Linked DNA regions of Homo sapiens: region 2 is linked to region 1. Evidence: read pairs that join two places in POLR2A ChIA-PET (ENCODE). Cell type or tissue: GM12878. All regions are shown on one strand.

Evidence for each region. Peaks named below come from ENCODE experiments on the same cell type or tissue, not always from the same donor. Only the 100,000 strongest peaks of a DNase experiment are listed, where the experiment ranks them.
Region 2: POLR2A ChIA-PET joins it to region 1 with 5 read pairs; 11 of 35 experiments call an interaction of 5 or more read pairs at or near these places.

Annotation. Positions count from the first base shown.
Region 1 is chr19:13,099,207-13,101,706 of GRCh38, reverse strand. LYL1 (LYL1 basic helix-loop-helix family member) reads left to right here. Exons shown (of 4, transcript NM_005583.5): 2 at 512-870; 3 at 959-1,050; 4 at 1,973-2,500. The coding sequence starts at 536. The coding sequence ends at 2,388. Among named protein-coding and RNA genes, the nearest start is that of LYL1, 2.4 kb to the left of the region's middle. RefSeq lists enhancers at 1,350-1,409, 1,690-1,799, 1,469-2,332. In GM12878, a CTCF peak has its summit at 257; a DNase peak (open chromatin) is centred at 1,456; H3K4me3 peaks cover 300 bases; H3K27ac peaks cover 335 bases.
Region 2 is chr19:12,941,449-12,943,948 of GRCh38, reverse strand. CALR (calreticulin) reads right to left here. Exons shown (of 9, transcript NM_004343.4): 8 at 320-412; 9 at 1-236. The coding sequence ends at 36. Among named protein-coding and RNA genes, the nearest start is that of MIR6515, 2.2 kb to the right of the region's middle. In GM12878, no CTCF peak of the experiment used is centred here; no DNase peak of the experiment used is centred here; H3K4me3 peaks cover 1,328 bases.

The sequences.
Region 1 (2,500 bases):
GGGTGGGGGCTGGGGGCCTTCCGTGAAGGGTCAGAGTCCATCTTGGAGGGATTCCAAGCTCACATGGCATCAATGAGTTAATGAGGAGTCTCTGGGTTGGATCTTTAGATCTGAGGATAACAGGGTTAATCTTGGGGTTTCTGGGGATCCCAGGATCAGTTAGGGGCTCCCTGTCTTGTTCCCTCTCCAGGCTGCAGAGGTGAGGGAATTCTGGAAGAAGGAATATTTGCTCAGAGGCTGGGCAACAGCGCCCCTCCTGGGTCACAAAGAGCTCAGGGACAGTGCGCTGCCTAGCACCTGGGGGGCGCCTCCTACTCTAACGTAGGACCCCCCTCCCGTGTCCTGGAAGTTTCTGGGCCTGCCCCCGCCATCTGCCTTTGCCTACTGAAACTTCTCTCCTCCTCCTTTCCCCCTCCCCCTCCCTCCTTCCCATTTGAGGGGTTTCTTGAGCTAAGCAGGTGGGAGCGGGGCACCTAGTCCTCCTCCCCACTGGCTGCCTTCTTTCCCACAGGTGAGTACCCCCACGTCGGGGTCCATGTGCCCGCCTCAGGCACAGGCAGAGGTGGGCCCCACCATGACTGAGAAGGCAGAGATGGTGTGTGCCCCCAGCCCAGCGCCTGCCCCACCCCCTAAGCCTGCCTCGCCTGGGCCCCCGCAGGTGGAGGAGGTGGGCCACCGAGGAGGCTCCTCGCCCCCCAGGCTGCCACCTGGTGTACCAGTGATCAGCCTGGGCCACAGCAGGCCCCCAGGGGTAGCCATGCCCACCACAGAGCTGGGCACTCTGCGGCCCCCGCTGCTGCAACTCTCCACCCTGGGAACTGCCCCGCCCACTTTGGCCCTGCACTACCACCCTCACCCCTTCCTCAACAGGTCAGTGGGGATCTGGGGTGGGGGGCAGTGGGGATTGGGGGCCAGGGTCCTTGCCCACAAGGCATTAGTGACCCACGACCCCTTACAGTGTCTACATTGGGCCAGCAGGACCTTTTAGCATCTTCCCTAGCAGCCGGTTGAAGCGGAGACCAAGCCACTGTGAGCTGGACCTGGCTGAGGGTGAGTGTGGGTTTGTGTGCCTTGTGGGTTTGTATGCCTGTATGTGCACTTGTGGGTGCACAGAAGGCCTGGCCGTCTCTGTGTGGGGCTCATGTCTGTCCTCTACTCCACCTCGGGGAGACGTGCTTCCAGCACACACAGAGAACAGCCCACATAGGTTCTACCCATGTGCAAAATCGCAGTCCCATAGCCAGCCCCACACAACCACCGCCACCCAACAGGCCAAGCCATGTAGCCGCAGTCACGGCAAAACAGAGCATGCCACACCAGGGCATGGGAGCCACAAAATGACAGCTCCACTGGAATGTGCAGCCACGCAAGACAGCCACAAGACCACAGCCATGCAAGAGACAGCCACAGGACCACAACCACACACAAGACAGCCACAGGACCACAGCCACTTAGGACCACGGCCACACAAGAGTCAGCCACACAACCACAGCCACTCGTGAAACAGCCACATGGCAACATCACACATAACCACAGCCATGAGACATAACAAGAGTCTCACACAGTCATACAAGACACAGGACACAGACAGTCATAATGAGAGGACCTCTCAGACCCATGAGTACACCCAGCCAGCCGTACTTGGGCACAATCAGAATGAGGGCCCCACGGACAGCTTCCCAGACCAAACAAACACAAGGAAATCTTTCTTTAGGGAATCTCAGTCATTGACATAAAGGTGCCCATAGTCACAGATACAGCAGGCCCTTGTCCGTAGGCCGGGCCTGTGATGATTCTTGTCTGGATGGCTCTTGGGAGGGGTGGGGAGAGCTGCCCGTGGACCCCTTGGGTGGAGAAAGCCCCAGCCCATGGCCTGGGTTTAAGTTCCCACGAGGGTGCTGCGTGTCTAGCGGGAGGGCAGGAGGGGCCGCCCTTTGGGCCATGGCACCAACCCGGCCCTCCTTGTCCACAGGGCACCAGCCCCAGAAGGTGGCCCGGCGCGTGTTCACCAACAGCCGGGAGCGCTGGCGGCAGCAGAACGTTAACGGCGCCTTCGCCGAGCTGAGGAAGCTGCTGCCGACGCACCCGCCCGACCGGAAGCTGAGCAAGAACGAGGTGCTCCGCCTAGCCATGAAGTACATCGGCTTCCTGGTGCGGCTGCTGCGCGACCAAGCCGCAGCTCTGGCCGCAGGCCCCACCCCTCCCGGGCCTCGCAAACGGCCGGTGCACCGGGTCCCAGACGACGGCGCCCGCCGGGGATCCGGACGCAGGGCCGAGGCGGCAGCGCGCTCGCAGCCCGCGCCCCCGGCCGACCCCGACGGCAGCCCCGGTGGAGCGGCCCGGCCCATCAAGATGGAGCAAACCGCTTTGAGCCCAGAGGTGCGGTGACCGCACGCGGCAGCACCTCTGAGCCGGAGGGCACCAGGGACTCGGCCCAGGGCCGTCAAGGAAAGGGCAGTGGACGTGCTGCGCATGTTCGGGAGCGAACTCCCCCGAAGAA
Region 2 (2,500 bases), 160 kb after region 1:
CTCAGGCCTCAGTCCAGCCCTGGAGGCAGGCCTCTCTACAGCTCGTCCTTGGCCTGGCCGGGGACATCTTCCTCCTCATCTTCCTCCTTGTCCTCCTCATCCTCCTCATCCTCATCTTTGTCCTCATCATCCTCCTTGTCCTCTGCCTCCTCCTCCTCTTTGCGTTTCTTGTCTTCTTCCTCCTCCTTAAGCCTCTGCTCCTCGTCCTGTTTGTCCTTCATTTGTTTCTCTGCTGCCTGCAGGCAGAGCACACACCTCAGGGCCTTGCCCCCTGCCAGCCCTGCCCGCCCCCGACATCAGGACCAGGACCAGGCCTCACCTTTGTTACGCCCCACGTCTCGTTGCCAAACTCCTCAGCGTATGCCTCATCGTTGGTGATGAGGAAGTTGTCAAAGATGGTGCCAGACTTGACCTGGAGGATGAATGGGAAGGATGGTCAGAGGTGATACCCGATAGCCCTTGCTTTGGACAGGGTTTCCACCTGTGTTCCTATAACCACTATATTCTGCTGCCTGCATCTGCAGAGAAGACAAGGAACACCGCTGACACTGCAGTTAAAAAGATGGAGAGGCCAGGTGAGGTGGATCACGCCTGTAATCCTCGCCCAGAGGCCAAGGTGGGCGGATCACGAGGTCAGGAGATCGAGACCACCCTGGCTAACACGGTGAAACCCCGTCTCTACTAAAAATACAAAAAATCAGCCAGGCGTGGTGGCAAGTGCCTGTAGTCCCAGCTATTTGGGAGGCTGAGACAGGAGAATGATGTGAACCCAGGAGGCGGAGCTTGCAGTGAGCCAAGATCGTGCCACTGCACTCCAGCCTGGGTGACAGAGTGAGACTCCATCTCCAAAAAAAAAAAAAAAAAAAAAAAAGATGGAAAGATGGAGAGACAGCCAGGGACGGGACGGGCTCATGCCTGTAATCCCAGCACTTTGGGAGGTCATGGCGAACGGATCACTTGAGGCCAGGAGTTCGAGACCAACCTGGGCAACATAGTGAAACTCTGTCTCTACTAAAAAAAATTAGCCCGGGGTCTGTGATGGCGCATCCCTGTAATCCCAGCTACTCAGGAGGCCGAGGCAGGAGAATCGCTTGAATCTGGGATGCAGAGGTTGTGGTGAGCCGCCGAGATTGCATCATTGCACTCCAGCCTGGGCAACAAGAGTGAAATTCCATCTCAAAAAAAAAAAAGCCCAGCGTCGTGGCGCATGCCTGTAATTCCAGCTGCTCGAGAGGATGAGGCATGAGAATCACTTGAACCTGGAAGGCAGAGGCTGCAGTGAGCCGAGATCAAGCCACTGCACTCCAACCTGGGTGACAGAGCAAGACTCTGTCTTAAAAAAAAAAAAAAAAAAAGATGGAGAGACTCAGGTGCTGTACTGCCCAGGTTCAAACCCCAGCTTTGTGGTTTCCTACCCCCATGACCTTGGGCCACTGACTTCAGTTCTCTGCACCTGTTTCTTGTTTCTCACTCTCTTATTCAGGTATTTTTCAGGTACCTACTACATGCCAGAACTGTCTTGGGCACAGAAGGTATTTCAGTGACCAAAACAGACAAAAATTCAGTCCCAGCATTTTTTTTTTTTTTTGGGACAGAGTCTCGCTATCACCCAGGCTGGAGTGCAATGGCATGATCTCAGCTCACTGCAAGCTCCGCCTCCCGGGTTCACGTCATCCTTTTGCCTCAGCCTCCCGAGTAGCTGGGACTACAGGCGCCCACCACCACACCTGGCAAATTTTTTGTATTTTTACTAGAGATGGGGTTTCATTCACCATGTTAGCCAGGATGGTCTCCATCTCCTGACCTTGTGATCCACCCGCCTTGGCCTCCCAAAGTGCTGGGATTACAGGTGTGAGCCACTGTGTCCGGCCAAGTCCCAACTTTTTTTGAGAGGGTCTCACTCTGTCACCGAGGCTGGAGTGCAGTGACATAATCATGGCTCACTGCAGCCTCGATGCCCCAGGCTCAAGTGATCATCCTTCTTCCTTGGTAGTTGGGACTACAGGTATGCATGACATCTCGCCAATTTTTAAAGTTTTTGTAGAGGCTAGGCATGGTGGCTAACCCTTGTAATCCCAGCACTTTGGGAGGCCGAGGCGGGCAGATGACCTGAGGCCAGGAGTTCGAGACCAACCTGGGCAACATGAAGCCCTGTCTCTACAAAAAGGCTGGGTGAGGTGGCTCACGCCTGTAATCCCAGCACTTTGGGAGGCCAAGGTGGGTGGTTCATGAGGTCAGGAGATGGAGACCATCCTGGCTAACACGGTGAAACCATGTCTGTACTAAAAAAAAAAATACAAAAAAATTAGCCAGGCATGGTGGGGGGTGCCTGTAGTCCCAGTTACTCGGGACCCTGAGGCAGAAGAATGGAGTGAACCTGGGGGGTCGTGCGGAGCTTGCAGTGAGCAGAGATCACACCACTGCACTCCAGCCTGGGCGACAGAGCAAGGCACGGTCTCAAAAAAAAAAAAAAAAAAAAAAATTAGCCTGGCATCCATAG